2 separate regions of the Homo sapiens genome follow, and region 2 is linked to region 1. Evidence: read pairs that join two places in POLR2A ChIA-PET (ENCODE). Cell type or tissue: Panc1. All regions are shown on one strand. Links, peaks and the distances in the headings refer to the core of each region. The heading gives the core; the rest is flanking DNA.

The links. Peaks named below come from ENCODE experiments on the same cell type or tissue, not always from the same donor. Only the 100,000 strongest peaks of a DNase experiment are listed, where the experiment ranks them.
Region 2: POLR2A ChIA-PET joins it to region 1 with 13 read pairs; 3 of 35 experiments call an interaction of 5 or more read pairs at or near these places.

What each region holds. Positions count from the first base shown.
Region 1 is chr2:43,935,011-43,943,357 of GRCh38, forward strand. All of the region lies in intron 23 of LRPPRC (leucine rich pentatricopeptide repeat containing), which reads right to left. Among named protein-coding and RNA genes, the nearest start is that of LRPPRC, 57 kb to the right of the region's middle. In Panc1, for the core only: no CTCF peak of the experiment used is centred there; no DNase peak of the experiment used is centred there; H3K27ac peaks cover 5,359 bases.
Region 2 is chr2:43,809,582-43,817,928 of GRCh38, forward strand. It overlaps DYNC2LI1 (dynein cytoplasmic 2 light intermediate chain 1), which reads left to right. Exons shown (of 13, transcript NM_016008.4): 13 at 124-429. The coding sequence ends at 186. It overlaps ABCG5 (ATP binding cassette subfamily G member 5), which reads right to left. Exons shown (of 13, transcript NM_022436.3): 12 at 4,896-5,008; 13 at 2,891-3,728. The coding sequence ends at 3,535. Among named protein-coding and RNA genes, the nearest start is that of ABCG5, 25 kb to the right of the region's middle. In Panc1, for the core only: no CTCF peak of the experiment used is centred there; no DNase peak of the experiment used is centred there.

The DNA of each region.
Region 1 (8,347 bases), core at 206-8,205:
AAAGCTAAAATGGGGGAAAAAAAGAAACAATCTTTATATATAAGTAAATGTTCAGAAAACATACATCATCAGCAATCCACTATTTACCCTGCTTCATCTTTTATTATTTCGTGTGTTAAAGGGTACTTTATAAAAAAGTCCAAATAGATTAAGGCATTCTCTGATTTTACTGTAAATTCTGACTTTATGTAGAAAGTTGCTGTAAGAATGTATTACTTCTGAAAGCAAGGACTACCGTCAAATACTTTTTTCCAATCACTTACGTGCCTTTAACAATTGTATCTCAATAATTTCAGATTTGGTAAACGTTATTAAATGTCCACCAATAGCTAATAAGGAATTTTCAAGAACTTTTTCATCTTTATCATAATATTTTCTGTACTGTCACCTTACTAGCCAAGTAGGAAATAACCTCAAGTTTCATATATATGGGAACTTACTATTATGAAAACTAGGATATTCGTGTTGGTCAGTGAATTCTAGAAGAATTCTAAATACTTTTTTCATTAAAGGGTAAGCTTTTAAAAATTATTTCCAATTACAAAGTCAAGCCTTCTTTTATGTGAGAAATTAAAATAAAAAGACACTGTCATTAAATCAGTTTCTTAAACAACAGTGTGGTACTATATTCTTGTGGGTCCTTAAGAAGTATTTTCCCCCCATAAAAGGACAATTTGCTTTCAATTTACTTTAACCCTGTCTTTATTAAAAGTTTTTTTGTAATTTCTCTCTTACCATACTGAAATAAAATTCACAGGTAATATAAAAAAAATAAAATAAAAGGACAATGTTAGTATGAGAAATATTTAAGACCTTGCAAGACCAGGTGCGGTGGCTCATGCCTGTAATCCCAGCACTTTGGGAGGCCAAGGAGGGCGGATCACCTGAGGTGGAGAAACCCCATCTCTATTAAAAATATAAAATTAGCCGGGCGTGATGGCGCATGCCTGTAATCCCAGCTACTCGGGGGGCTGAGGAGGGAGAATCCCTTGAACCCGGGAGGTGGAGGTTGCAGTGAGCTGAGATCGTGCCATTGCACTCCAGCCTGGGCAACAAAAGTGAAACTCTGTTTCAAAAAAAAAAAAGAAATCCCTTGGAAGAACTATAGAGATTATATGATCCAATTCTACTTGCCACCCCCTTTTACTTTCAAAGAAATAATGAAACTGGGGCATCTAGAGACTGGCTGATTTGACTAAGGCTACCAGGTAAACAGAGGAAGGTACTAGGTAAGCAAGTCGCTGGACTTCCCATTGTCAGTTCAGTACATCTAATTACACATTATGCTTTATTAAAAGCACTGGTATTTGAATAATGTAATAAAGTGGTGCAATTTGGAATAAGAAATTAACGATTTATGAAAAGAGAGTATGAAAGGTATTTTAAAAAGAGGCATGGTTAGAGACATGGCTCCAAGTACAACTAGTGACAATTAGTGAAAATCTTTGTAGAGAATATAAATTTCTCATACACATAACAGTTTTCAAAACCAGAAAGTCCTTTTATACTTCCTGTTAAAGCCTTCACATTTTTGCCTATTATACAAATGTTACATTGCCCTAAGTTGAATTACTATTTTATCAAGATCTGATTTTAAGCTGTACTAAAAAAGTAAAAGACAACGAAGAAATGTTAGTTTTATTGCAATAATAGTGACACAGTGAAAACGAGCCTATCCTGATGGAACTCTTACCTTATCCCCTTACTAAGCCCTGTTTACAGTGCATCTTCTGGCACCCCACAGAGTCATTTGAATTTTTGTCATTTGGGGTGAAGACTAAATTACAGGTTAATTTCAAACTGCAAGTAGATGTTGCAGGCTGGATTACTGTCATAGAAGAGAAATGGTACAGTAGCTACCACATATGATATAAAGCTTTATATAATCAGTATTTTCCCTTACTTCAGACACAGGTTCGGTTATTGCCTTTCTATAACTCTGCTTAACGAAAAACTACTAAAACATTTTTTAAGAGCAAAGCTAACACACATACGATTTTTTTTTAAGTGGCATGATTTGCTTTTCCAGATCAATTCCCAAACTAGAATAGTATTGTCTCAATTGTATTTCCCCCTACATTAGGTCAAAGCTATCAATAAATGAATGAATAATTGTTCTGTCAATCAAAGCGACACGTTAATAGTCTTTGGTCTCCAAATATATGCTTCTGAAGATTATACATGTTCAGAACAACAACAGAAAAAACAAGAATGGCAAAATGGAAATAATTCATATATTTGTCAGTAATTTTAAGAACCAATGTTACTGCTCTTAGGATGCCAACAAAATGAATTAGAAATTTATAATGAAATACCTCATACAAAGTGTACTGGAGATAAAAACAAAGTAAATGACTAGTCAGTTCTTCAGTCCCTATTATCTAATTCGGACTTGTGGTTGGATCATGTCATTTTAAAAGACAAAAATTTACATTCCCCACATAATTTATGTCACTATTAATCTTTCATAATAAAGCTTGAAAACTTAGGTGATGACGGAAATGAAAAATATGTTTAAAAGCACCTAAAATTTGCATTGCTATGAAGATAGCTATGTAGTCATAGGACTTTGGATTTCCATCCCAACTGATAAGAGTACTTATGCTACTCAGCTGTAGCAACGTGATACATTTCTAGAAGTGGTGATGAAAAGCAAATTATCACAACAGCTGAACTCAAGGACATTTGGGTTCCCTCCTAGTTCTAACAGGTTCTATGACTCTGTGCTTATTAGGTTCATCTAAAGTGTTTTGCACAAGCAGAGAAAATCATCAGGTGAAAATACCACTTTTATTAGGCAGGATGAAATCAGTAAGGGAAGCACAATATCAAAAGGAGAAAGGTAAAAATTGCTTTACAACCAAAATGTGGGACAACACATTACCAATCAGTCTACTTCTAGCTTCTGTGACCCAAAGTGATCTGTGAATTTCTTTGAGCACTAGAAATGATTTAAATCCTGCTAAGAAATAACAATAATCCTCTGAAGAAATTAATGTTGACACATTAATTTTGCATTCAAAACTTTGAGCCCATGCTTGTATCAGCATATATGCATAATTCCTAAAGCTTCACATACAAATATTTAAAGGCTCACTCCTAATAAAAATTTAGTCAATGCTTTCACAAATGACACTAAAAGAAAATCAACTCTGTAGCATACTATTACCCTTTATAAAAAAAAAAATCAAGACACCCCCCTCAAAATTTCAATAGACTACATAATTTTCATGCATAAAACTACGTACACTAATAAAAAGTAAGCAATCATTTTAAAAAGCAGTATTTTGTTTGGTGCAAATTAAAAATATAAGCTTTACCAAAATTCTGTAAGTCTATGAAATAAAGGTAAAATTGAGGAAAAGATTCTGTAATTTTAAATTTTAAGAACATATATATGAGATAGGCTGGGTCCAGCAAGAAATTTGGAAACTTAAAATAGAGTTAAATTCATTAACTTGAATAGACTCACTTGGCCTGCATCAAAATTCATTCTAGAATCTAGAATTCACTTCTTAAGGGAACATGACTACAAAGAGCTACTACAAACTACAATTTTTTCATTATTACACGGAAGAACATCCCGATAAATAAGCTTGAAGCTCCGATGGCAAATCTGATAGTACCACTCATTTGAGTCCTCATTCTGAAACTGAAGTATGCTATAACGTCACTGACAGAAAAACAAACACCATGTAGCATGTAAGTTTGCTGGACAGACATTTCTATGGGACATCCACCAATCATAAAACTATCTACTTTGAGATACCAAGAAACATGTACTCCTAAAACTCATATACATTCCTCAATACATATACCTGTAAAAATCATAAATGTATTTCATACAATCTGGAATTGTTAAAACAACCACGAGTGACAACTATCTATTTATCTATTAGTAGCTTTAAACTTAAGTCTCGTAATTTATACTAAGTAACTTTCTAATCCCAGAGAGTATACTTAAACAACAAAAGAAAGATGGCCGGGCGCGGTGGCTCACGCCTGTAATCCCAGCACTTTGGGAGGCTGAGGTGGGTGGATCACGCGGTCAGGAGATCGAGACCATCCTGGCTAACATGGTGAAACCCCGTCTCCACTAAAAATACAAAAAAAAAAAAAAAAATAGCTGGCGTGGCGGTGAGCACCTGTAGTCCCAGCTACTCGGGAGGCTGAGGCAGGAGAATGGCATCAACCCAGGAGGCGGAGCTTGCAGTGAGCCAAGATCGTGCCACTGCACTCCAGCCTGGGAGACAGCAAGACTCCGTCTCAAAAAAATAAAAATAAAAATAAAAATAAAAACAACAACAACAACAAAAAACGAAAGATGACAAATATTGATTTTTTTTATTTGGAATAAAGTACTTTAAACTTATACATTGTTAGTGAAGTGGCAATTTATGTAACAGGCTTCCTTACTGAAATGCGCTCAAATCTGCAATCACTACAGAAAAGAAGGGCTGTGGGGGGAGAAAAAAGTTTAAAAAAGAAAAAACAAACAAACAAAAACCAAACTGAACTCCTTAAAAACAAACTATCTTACAAATCCTCAGCAGATGTTCAATATGGGAAGAAACCAATTCAAGAGAAACCATCATCTTCACAAAAATTATTCTGTTAAGAGAACCAGCACTTGAAAGAGCTAAATGTTTTTTTTCTGTTCATCATCTATAAATGAGGAATCTTCAAGGAGACTGGTGTTGCAATTACAACTAATCCTCCCCAAAAAATTAACTGTGTTGAAGGCTTTGTAATTTCCCTAGGTACAATTTAGCTGTCACTTACTTTAAAATTTACTCAAACATGCGTTCGGAACAGCACTAACTTCACATGTCAAGTGCTTTCCAGCCAATTGAGTCTAAACTGGAAGTCGGTGTTAAACAACTGAATGATTAGACAAGATAGCTCATTTCCCTGCTCTTTTGTTCAGAATAAAATGCCACATTTACATTATCAGGCTCAACAGGATTTTCTGACAGAGGCAGAAAAAACCCTACTGCACACTGTCCGTACTAAGCACATGAAGCCTGTCATTTACCAATCATCCTTCAAAAAGCAATAGCCATGAATGTAACTTAATTACGACCCAATGATCCTTGACGAAAAATCATCTTATCACTGTCCTGTCCCCCTAGGGCAAATGAACCACTTTTTGTCCTTTGGCACTGATGATGCTAAATTCTTAATTGCAATAATGGAGTAAAAGAGCCAAACCTCCTTAATTTCCTTTCAGCACATAAGGAGTTTTACTCTAGAAGGCAAGCATTCCCATAAATAATGAAAGTATCCAGTACAAATGAAGATGCTAAAATTGAAGGGGAGCATGTGTAACAGAATCATCAACATTTTAAAAAGCCTATTTCCCATTTATGTAACATATTAAAGTGTTACAGTGAGTTCCAAAAACATTGTTACAAGTTCATCTTAGAGAAATTGTGACCTTTATGAACTCAAGATTAATTCAGCAAGAATTCTGGGAGGATAGTATATATGAAGTTCATGACACACTTAAATGAAATGCATATGTACATATACAGATTATAACACAAACCAGCACAAAAAAAATCCTTAATGGAAAGCAGAAATTAAAGCTGCTTTGATCACTTGCACCAACATAATCCAGTTAAACAGCTTCAGTTATTTTTTAATGCATGCAATGAAACCAAAATGGATCAGGTATAAAACAAGTGAACCTGAAACTGCATCATACAAATTTTTATGCTTTAATATCTGATGGCCCAGACTTTATTAATTTCATTTCCTTGACCATAACATGAAGACTAATAAAAAACTCTTTTAACCTATTTTAAAGCATTTCTTTCTTCCTTAATGTGACGGATTGCTGTCATCTCCATGAATCAGGCATGATTTTAATAAGATAAAATACTTACAAAAGAAAATGTTTGAAATAATACTCATTTGGACTACATGTAAAATACGTGGCTTAGAGACTGTAATGTAATGTAAATGAAACATAAAAATTTTGTTCAACTGCAAATTTTTTTCCATTCAATGCAAGTATTTTCATTTTGATAATACAAAAGCAGGTTAGCTTACCAACTTCTTTATAATTTTCTAAATCTGTTATTGTTTTGGATTTCCCTTGGCAAATGAATAAAAACAGTGTATTTTTTCTATACCCATAAAGCTTTTTTACATTGTCTAAATAACACAAACTGACACAGTATTAATTTCTCCTGTGTTTTGTCCAATGCTGGAAAAGTCGGTTCAGAATTAAGATCCACTGAAACTTAAAGAGATTATCTTTCTAAGGAACTCAGTCTCATGGAACTGCTTCAGAATTACAACACGAAAGTGATATTCTCTTTAGAGCCTTTTACAGTGACATGCCAAAAAGATGCCTGCCTTTGAATGAAAGGGTGAAGATTTATGATGATGTTTCAAAATGTTTTTTATACTTTTATCACAAGTTTGAATAAATAAAGCTCATTTGCCAGATGAGCTCATACCTGCTGAGGTCAATTACATGATATTACTGAAGATTATACACATTTAATCAAATCGAATACACGTGGACTTTTTGGCAGGCTAGTGTGGTTAATCCTAGCACTTGTCATGATTCTGAATTAATTAGCTATCTTCCATCAGTTGGAGAAAACACAATTGAGAAAGAGTTTCAAAGTCAGGGTTTTACTCCAGGCATTTCCCCTGACTACGAATGTTTCTGCTGTTTTCTGTAATTTCATAAATATAAAATTTCCTTTATCTTTTTATTAGTCTCATGACTCTGAAAGAGTCAATAGCCCTTTTTATTATGATAGATGAAACTGAAAGACCTCATCATGGAGACTGCATTAGCAAAGTAGTCTAAAAAAAAAAAAAAAAAAAAACTAGGCAAATAAAAACAGAATTAAAATAAAATAAAAATAGAAGATATACATATCTGAAAGTAGTAAAACACCAATAATGAAAAGACACTAATTTAGATTTCCTTAGCTCAATTAGCAGGGAGAGCCAAATTTGACTGAGACACAGAAATATCTGACTTCAGGATATAATCAGAAGCACAGAGGATGCTCTAGGTTAACATTTGAATTCCACACCGTTTCCATTTTCCCATGGGTAAGCTCTCCTTGGTTCATGAGCCCCATCTGCAGACCTCTTTCGGAAAGCTTTCAGGTCTCCTCTGTCTTCAAAGTATTTCTATTTGTAAGATACTTTTCTACGATGGCCTCATTTTCATTGTTAATTATTTTATTTTTGCCCGGTAGTGTAGGAGGGCCTAATTTTTCTGGGCACTGGGCCCATTTCTTTCAAATCCTTCTGTAGAGTTGCACATGCAATTTGCAGAAATGGGTCTTTTAAGCAATTGAAAAAAATTCTAATAGGAAGCATATTAATTATAGGATTTCTATATAAAGTTGGCTATGAATATGATAACTCAATAACACAGTCATTATTTGAATCACTATTTCTTTAAAAGGATGTAATGCTGAGACTGTAGAGGTTAAGATTTGACCAGTCATCTAACCCGGTAATTGTTTTTGATTGGATGGCAAAGGAATTATTTCATGTGTGCATGCATGTATTCACACATTTTTTTAAGTTAGTTAAAAGAGATGGTTTTTATTATACATTTAAAATTCAACACTAAATCATTTATTATATTCAATTAATTAAACTCTCTAATAAATAAAGAAAAACTACCAGAAATTTGGGGAAAACATGAGAACCGTTAAAATACATATTTTATTTTTCTCCTGGCATCAACAGGACAACATCCACACTACATCCACAGTGAGATATTTCTGCGTTTCAGTCAAATTCAGCTCTCCCTGTTAATTGAACTAAAGAAATCTAAATTAGTATCTTTTCATTTTCGGTGTTTTACTACTTTCAGATACGTATATCTTCCATTTTATTTTATTTTAATTATTATCTTCTATTTTTGTTTGCCTAGGGTTGTTTAAACTAATTTGCCAGTGCAGTCTCCATGTAATGCAGATTACAAACTATGTTAAGCTATGAAAAAGCTGACAAAGAAGATCTAGGAAATTTAAAAAGCAAAACAGAAAACAAAAACAAGTACAAAAGAAAAAGATGATAAATTACGCTTAGTCATCTTACTAAAATGTTTTATTCATTATAAAATAGACTGACTTTATGATTTACATTGCAAATAATGCCTTAAATTGAGCACCAACAAGAGCATTTCAAATGGAAAAATTAACAAACTCAGTAAATCTTGCCCTATCAGTAAAATTCATCTCCTACAACATTTATCAAAGCTAGAATAACTGTAATGGTATATGTATTTAAAATACCCTGTGAAGAAAAGGAGCACTGAAGATGCTTCAACACTTATTACCTGAATAACTGTCAAGACACA
Region 2 (8,347 bases), core at 1-8,000, 130 kb before region 1:
TTTAGAATGATAATGCTACTAAGGATTCATTGATATATCTAAAAAATGAGAAGGCAGTTTTAAGGTGCCTCCTTGAATTAGTAAAGTTGATTTTTCTTAAAGTGATACATATTTTTGTTTTAGGAACTGGAACAGTACAAAAGAAGTTCTTCCAAGTCTTGGAAACAAATCGAGCTTGATTCTTGAACCTATTTCAATTATTGTATATTTATTTCTTCTTTTCCAAATACAAATAAGATTATACTGTGAATTAACTATTGTGGCAATATGTGAAGAAAGTTAAACTGTATAATTTGTTAAAGGACAAGCTGGATTTCTTGGACTAGTGCATCTCCCTGTATATCTTGAAGCTTTTTAAAAGGAAAAATTATTGTAGAACCACGTGTAATTTTTTTTAAAATAAAAGAATCTTCTACTACCTACCTCTAACATGTTTAAGTGGTATATACTCAATTCAGCATGTATAAGTTTCTGCTTATATGTTTTTAGGAATATAAAAGTAAGAGTATTTGGTTACAGTTTTAAATGCAAGGTTAAGTGCCCACGTTAGACACATTCTTTCTAAAAGGCATTCTCAGCTGTAGCTGGGAGGAAACCGGAATTGGGTTCACAGATGTCAAAATTTTACTCTTAACAGTGAGGCGCAAGAAGCACCTGAAATAGGAGATGCACATTCCCAGGTCCCCACACCTAGAGTGTCGCCATCAGTGGTCTGGAATGGGGCATTTTTAATCAGCACCAATTTCACCCTGCTGTGAGACTGACACATTTATTTTAAATACCACTTTTTGAAGAACAGGCACATCTAAGGAGATATCCTATCAAGAAGCAGGACAAAACATCATGTGTTGCGGATAACCAGGATTATTTCCAAGGTGGGATAGCCTTTAAGAAGCCATTCCAATCTGTAGATGTGTGTACCTGCTAGCCAAGTTCATTTTGAGTAAGTATAATTGCTATGATTAAAAATGATTTATTCTATGTTCTTCCATGTCCACATACAAAATATATTGACTCCCAGCTTCAGATAAGCACATTTACTACCCCAAGGGAGTACTGTCTGAGCAGATAGCAAGCCATCTGCTTATTGCAATGAACTAGGACTTCATAAATTATTTGCAGTACGTATGGTTCTGACACCCTTGAGAACAGAATTTTCAGCATGTTTCCAAGGAACCTCAGTCTTTAGCACACGTTTCTTGCTGAGTGCTATGGAAAAAGAAATCCCTTTAAATTTACAGTGAACATTATGATCTCAGAAACATCACTGACTTGGTGGGAAGAAACAGCCTATTCCACAAGAGTAATAGGAATTGTTATTATGTAATTTGATTTTCTTACACATCACTGTCCATTTTTGACTTGAGACACAAACTGTCACATGTTGAAAGCCATTGTGTTTTTCTAAGGTGCTATCACTAACATTTAATAGCTTGAAGTCACGTGTGATGTCAGTTTTCCAAATGTTTCTGAGCTAGAATGAAATTCATCTGCATATGAATAGTAGAAAATGTTTCCACTTATGTTGTACACCCATATCTTTAGTAAGTTGAAATCAGTGATTTCAAAAGAGGTTCCTGTGGGACTCTCTTTGAACTACTTTAATAGATTATCATCTCCAGAATTGTCTATAACTGATGTGACATATATAATCTGTAAGACATTGTGTAACTATTACACCATAATCATCCATGTCAAAGACCTTTTATAAAAATTGACAATACTAGTCTGATAATTTACCAATGCCTCCACATCCTTAAATACTGTTCTAAGAAATAGAATTTTACTGTGGTTTCCTTAATGAAATGATCTTTCCTATTTCAGTGTGAGACATTTCAAATGCTATAATTTATCTTTCTTCACAAGTTAGGTCACAGTCAGTGAACAAGTTCATGCGCTCTCTACCATATTCTCACCCAAAGTTACCATAGTAACACTGAGACAGTTTCATTTCAGGTTTGTACATGGAATTACTTGAAGATCAATCAGAAAGAGAATCAGTAATTTTAATACAGAACCTTTTTTTTTTTTTGAGACAGAGTCTTGCTCTGTCGCCAGGCTGGAGTGCAGTGGTGCATTCTCGGCTCACTGCAACCTCCACCTCCCAGGTTCAAGCGATTCTCCTGCCTCAGCCTCCCAAGTAGCTGGGACTACAGGCGCCTGCCACCATGCCCAGCTAATTTTTGTATTTTTTAGTAGAGACGGGGTTTCACCATGTTGGCCAGGATGGTCTCAATCTCTTGACCTCGTGATCCACCCGCCTCGGCCTCCCAAAGTGCTGGGATTACAGGCATGAGCCACCGCGCCTGGCCAGAACCCATTTTTAATAACCTATTTACATTATTTTATCCTTGAAAATATGTAATACAGGTGTCTGTATTTATACATATCAGCACCCTTTACAGTTCAAGAATGTGAATTTCTAGTATGTACCCTGTTCTTTGTAAACAATATGTCAGCACTTTTTTTCTTTCTTTTTTAGAGACAGGGTCTTGCTCTGTCTCTGTTGCCCAGGCTGGAGTGCAGTGGTTCCATCATAGCTCACTGCAGCCCCTGCCTCCTAGGTTTAAGCGATCCTTCCACATCAGCCTCCTGAGCAGCTGGGATTACAGATGTGAGACACCATGTCTAGCTATGTCAGCATTTTTTTCTATATGGACTTTAAATAACAGCTGATCTCCAGCCTTAATGGGGTTATTTCTCAGTGCATATACTTTAGTAAAGTTTACTTGTAATTCTTTTTTTTTTTTTTCGGTAGGTTTTTTTTTTTTTATACTTTAAGTTTTAGGGTACATGTGCACAATGTGCCTATAAGTAAACTCAGCTGAAAGTGAAAAATAGCAAACGAATCTTTAAAAACATAACCAGAGGTTTGTCTGGTGTGCTTTGTTCACTGTTGAGCCCATTCCTACGGTTTTTTATTTTAATCCTCAGTAAAATCACTGGGTGCTCTGTAGCAGTGGTGCTCACCATCCATCTGCCCAGCACTCTCTCGATGTGATCAGGTAACTCCGACCCCTCGTGTGGACATCTGCATTTAACTCTGGGTCTTCCAGGAACAGAAGCATTCTTACCCAATTCTGCATGATAACCTTGCTTCATCTAAACCCACAACTCTCTTTCTCTGTCACTTATGGTCAGGAATCCTTGAAACATTTTATTTTTGCCTAATCCTTTATCCAATGTAAACATATTTTTAAGCTGACCTATTTTTTTCTGTGCCTAGAACAAGGAAAAAAAATAGTCACACGAGTCTCCCATAGGTTTATGAATATTATTTACATTCTTGGGTCCGCTCAGTCACAATTTCCAAATAACCACATGTCCCTGCAAGTTGTAAGAGCAAGGGACTATAAACCACTTCCATTGCATTCAAGGCCTGCTTGGATCCAAGAGGCACAAATGGAGTCTTAATGGTTAAAAGACTTGAGATGTCCTGTCAAGAAAGAAATACATGGCACTCTCATTTCAGACGTTCAGAGCAGTCATGCACAGTCGGCAGCTTCACTTCCATTTTCCCAGCCATGGCTTTCACTACCTGCTAATGAGATGATCCCTTATTTTGAAAACAACTATTCCTAGGATGACAAGAGCTGGAATAAATGAATACAAAATCAGAAAGTTCATTGTGAATCTAGATGTTGCACCTGGGCAGGTTTTCTCAATGAATTGAATTCCTTGAGTGAAGGCACACATTGGATTAGTTGTCACAGAAACATTTGAGCTGCCTGTCAAGGAAAAGATTGACAGTGTCAGGTGTGGTTTATCTCAGGTAATTTAATCAACAAGTATTTACCAAGCGCTTGCTAAGTACCCTTAATGAAAAATACAGGACACTTTAGCAAGCCCAGAGTTTACAATTTGATGAAGCAAGAGTGAGCAGTTCTGGCCTTTGGCTTCATTTGAAGATGGACATGCTTTTGTTTCTATTTTGGGTATAGATTCATTACCATATTTGTGATAAAAATCATGATCCCTTAGCACAGACTATCCTAAAGTTACTGACATTATCACTTAAAATTATTTAAAACACTACTAAATTCAGCCATATTCTTTGGTTGTCTTTGGAGTGGCCCTGAGATTTTTTTGGTTGTTTTTTTTTTGTTTTTTTTGGGGTTTTTTTTTTCGTTTTTTTTTTTTTTTTTTTTTTTTTTGAGACACAGTTTCACTCTGCCGCCCAGGCTGGAGTGCAGTGGCTCGATCTGGGCTCACTGCAACCTCAGCCTCCCAGATTCAAGTGATTCTCATGCTTCAGCCTCCTGTGTAGCTGGGATTTACAGGCACGCACCACCACGCCTGGCTAATTTTTGTATTTTTAGTAGAGACAGGTTTTTGCCACGTCGGCCAGGCTGGTCTCGAACTCTTGACCTCAAGTGATCCAACCTCCGACTCCCAAAGTGCTGGGATTACAGGCGTGAGCCACTGTGCCCGGCCACCCTGAGATTTCTAATGGCCATGAGGTCCTTGTCTTGGTTCTACTTCCATCTGGTGGGATTGAGGAATAGACTTTTGCCAAAAGTAGCTTTATTTAGCTATGTACGATGTACATTTTGGGGAACAAGAAGCCACTTCAGCCTGCTTGAATGTGTTCAGTAGATACAGGAACTGAGTCTATCCAGAATATTCTGGAGTTTACCTCAGTGTACATAAGGTCTGTCATTTTCTAACAACATCCAAGTGTCCCTTACCTGTTGACCTTTGACAGGAGACTAACTTGACTACTGCTTATTTTCTTTCATCTTAAAAATCAGAGAAAATGTTGGACTGTATTTCAAAACAGAGTTTTAAATTGAATTATTATAAAACACAGTTTTTATTTCAAAAATACATTTCCTCCAAGAAATTGCTTCCTCAGAGTAACATGCAAAAATAATATCCCCAAATAGAATACTTACCACAAGTGAAATTCAGTCCGTAGAACTCATTGACTACAAGAATCTCACTGCAATATTTTTGGAATGTAAAATAACTGATGATTTTAAAAGGAATGGGCATTTCTTGTATGTTTCTTAAGAAAAAGAAAACAAAAATGAAATTCAGTAGGCTCTGGCAATAGTCCTACCAAATGAAAAGAAAGGCAATCCTTATATTTTCCAACAGGAATATAGTTTTCTATCTCCTTATTATAAAAATGATGCTCACTATAAAAAAACCTTCAAACAACATTGAACAATATAAAGAAATACCGTTGCCTAGAAATAACTATTGTTAACATTTTGGTAATATATATAACATGTGTGTTTAAAAGTTTTATATAAATGGAATTAAACTCTTCATGCTCTTTCCTAACTTACTCTTTTTCTGCCAAACATATGTCTCAGACATCCTTCCAAGTCAGTAAGCATAGCACTTTGTCATTTTTAGGCACAGCTTGGTGGCCTGTTATAGTGAAGACCTTAATTTAACAGTTCTCTCAAGTAGACGATTACTGTCTACTTATTTTGGTAAGCACTACTGATATAAACGTACAAGAAAATACAGACCTAACACATACCAATTGGAGGAGGAGATTTGTGATTAAACAGAAAGTTGAAGGTACCAACGTAGAAAGTTAGAACTAACCTAGAATACAAAGGAAAAAGGAAGGAGAGACCGAACCAACATTCATTGTGAAAATGAAATATGTCTCCTCTCCAATCTATTTCAGGTGAAACTGTGTGCTGACACTGTGGTCTTCTTAGTCCACTGTATATTTTCTGTCAATCAAAAGGTATAAAATTCTTTCTGTTTGCAAGGCACTAGTTCTAGGAGCTTGAGAACTTCAAAAGATGTATCCTATCCCTAAAGAACTCATAATGTAGTTGGAGATATAGAATATATCCTTAAAACTATAAAAATATACAGTAGTGAACTATTTGTGCCAAGAAAGTATAAAAAAATGTGTACCACACATCCATGATGTTCTTGTATTTAGTATTTATGGTTTCACCTATTTGCAAGGTGTCCTCAACCTTTCAGTTTCCTAAGGCACAACATTGAATTAACCACATTGAGAGGTTGCTAATTGAAAAGGATACGTGGGACTCTGGGAAGGAATTAGGGGAAGAGGATGGAAATTCTAGGAAGGCAGAAATGGTATGAGTACAGGTATGCCAAGGGCTGCATATGGGACTGACTGGACCAGAAACACTGGAAGAGAGGATGTGAAGGAACAGTGGGAGGGGAGCTCGGAACAATAGCCAGCAACAGCCATTTCAGGGCCTTGCTGTGAGTTGAGGTTGAATGACCATGAATGAGACAGGTCACGTTGAAATCAGCATTCTGAGAAAATTAACGTGACTCCAGCAAGAAGGATGGCTAGAATGAGGGCAGAGTAAGAACAGGAAAAGAAAAAAAAAAAAAAAAAGGACCAGACTACAAAAAAAGTTCAACTATGAGATGACAAAGGCCTGGAGTAGGATGATGGCCATGAGATGGTGGCTGCCTAGTGGCTAGGGTGCTATCTTTCTGAGGTAGGAACTGTGAACCTTTGTTTCTCCCTGTACCACACAGAGTCAAACACAAAATGTTCCACATGCACCTATGGTTTGATATCAGAAAAGAAAACCAACATGATTTGGTGAGTGATGCAGTGTGTATACAGTTCAAAGACAGAGTCATTTACTTATTCACTCAACAAATAATGTTTGCAGGCCTAATTGGTCCAAGGCCTAATTGGGCTGGCTGCTGAGAGGGTCTAAAATGATGAATGAGACACAGCTGCTGCCTTCAAGGGGTGGATAATCTATTACAGCAAAGGAAGACCGTGACAGGAAGTAGTGTGTGATAGGCTGAGAGAGAAAACAAAAGGGGCCTTCAAAGAGAGTGCGCCTCTAGCCTTGGGAACAACCAACAGACTTTGTGCAGGTGGCGGAGAGAGAGAAATGGATCAGTGAAAGGCACAGACAGAAGGAGAAGCAGCGGGAGGAACCATAGATCTGGATGTATTGACATGACATTGTCCACATTAGGTTGGTTTGTGCTTTGTCTTTTTTATTTTTTGAACGGAGTCTTGTTCTGTCACCTAGGCTGGAGTGCAGTGGCATGATTTTGGCTCACTGCAGCCTCCGCCTCCCAGGTTCAGGTGATTCTCCTGCCTCAGCCTCCTGAGTAGCTGAAATTACAGGCACGTGACACCACACCCACCTAATTCATATTATGTTGTTAAATGGGAAAAAAAGTATGCATATTTTATATCTTATACAACAGGATGATTTCATCTTTGTTAAAAATTATATAAAATTCTAGCAAGAACTACAACAAAATTTAACTCTAGGCTCTGATACTTCAGGTAACTTTTACTTTCTTCCACATCCACATTTATATTGTGAGCACTTCTTCCCCCAAGAACTTGCATGATTTTGTAAGCAGAAAACACAGCAAAGCTAATTTCCTTTGTGTTTAAAAGAGAAGGGAGCCAACAGCACAAATGCCTTAGGCAGTTCACCCAGAAAGATGATGACTGGGGAGAAAAATGGGTAAATGGAATGACTAGCAGGTTGATGTGGCCTTTAAGAGTGGAGTTTTAATTTTCAGCGATGGAAGTGGAATTCATATGAAGCCTTGGGTTGTTAAGATTTTGCAACTAATCTGAGAACATTTAGTATTCTTTGCAACTGCCTACCTTTTAAGAGCAATTAACCACCAGGTATAGTGGCTCACGCCTGTAATCCCAGCACCTTGGGAGGCCGAGGCAGGGAAATCACTTGAAGTCAGGAGTTTGAGACCAGCCTGACCAACTTGGTGAAACCTCATCTCTACCAAAAATACAAAAATTAGCTGGGCGTGGTGGTGCGCACCTGTAATCCCAGCTATTCAGGAGGCTAAGGCAGGAGAATTGCTTGAACCTGAGAGACGGAGGTTGCAGTGAGCCGAGATCGTGCCATTGCATTCCAGCCTGGGTGACAGAGTGAGTGAGACTCTGCGTCAAGAAACAAACAAAAATAAAAATAAAGAGCAACTAACCTCCTTTTCCTAAAACCCTAATACAAATGCTTCTTATGATGGGGTTACTTCCAGATAAACCCATCATAAGTTGAAAATATTCTAAGTTAAAAATGCATTTAAGGCCAGACGCGGTGGCTCACGTCTATAATCCCAGCACTTTGGGAGGCCAAGGCAGGCAGATCACCTGAGGTCAGGAGTTTGAGACCAACCTGGCCAAAATGGTGAAACCACGTCTCTACTAAAAATACAAAAATTAGCCAGGTGTAATGGCAGGCACCTGTAATCCCAGCTACTCGGGAGGCTGAGGCAGGAAAATCGCTTGAACATGGGAGGCGGAGGTTACAGTGAGCCGAGATCGCGCCACTGCATTCCAGCCTGGGTGACAGAGCGCGATTCCCTCTCAAAACAAACAAACAAACAA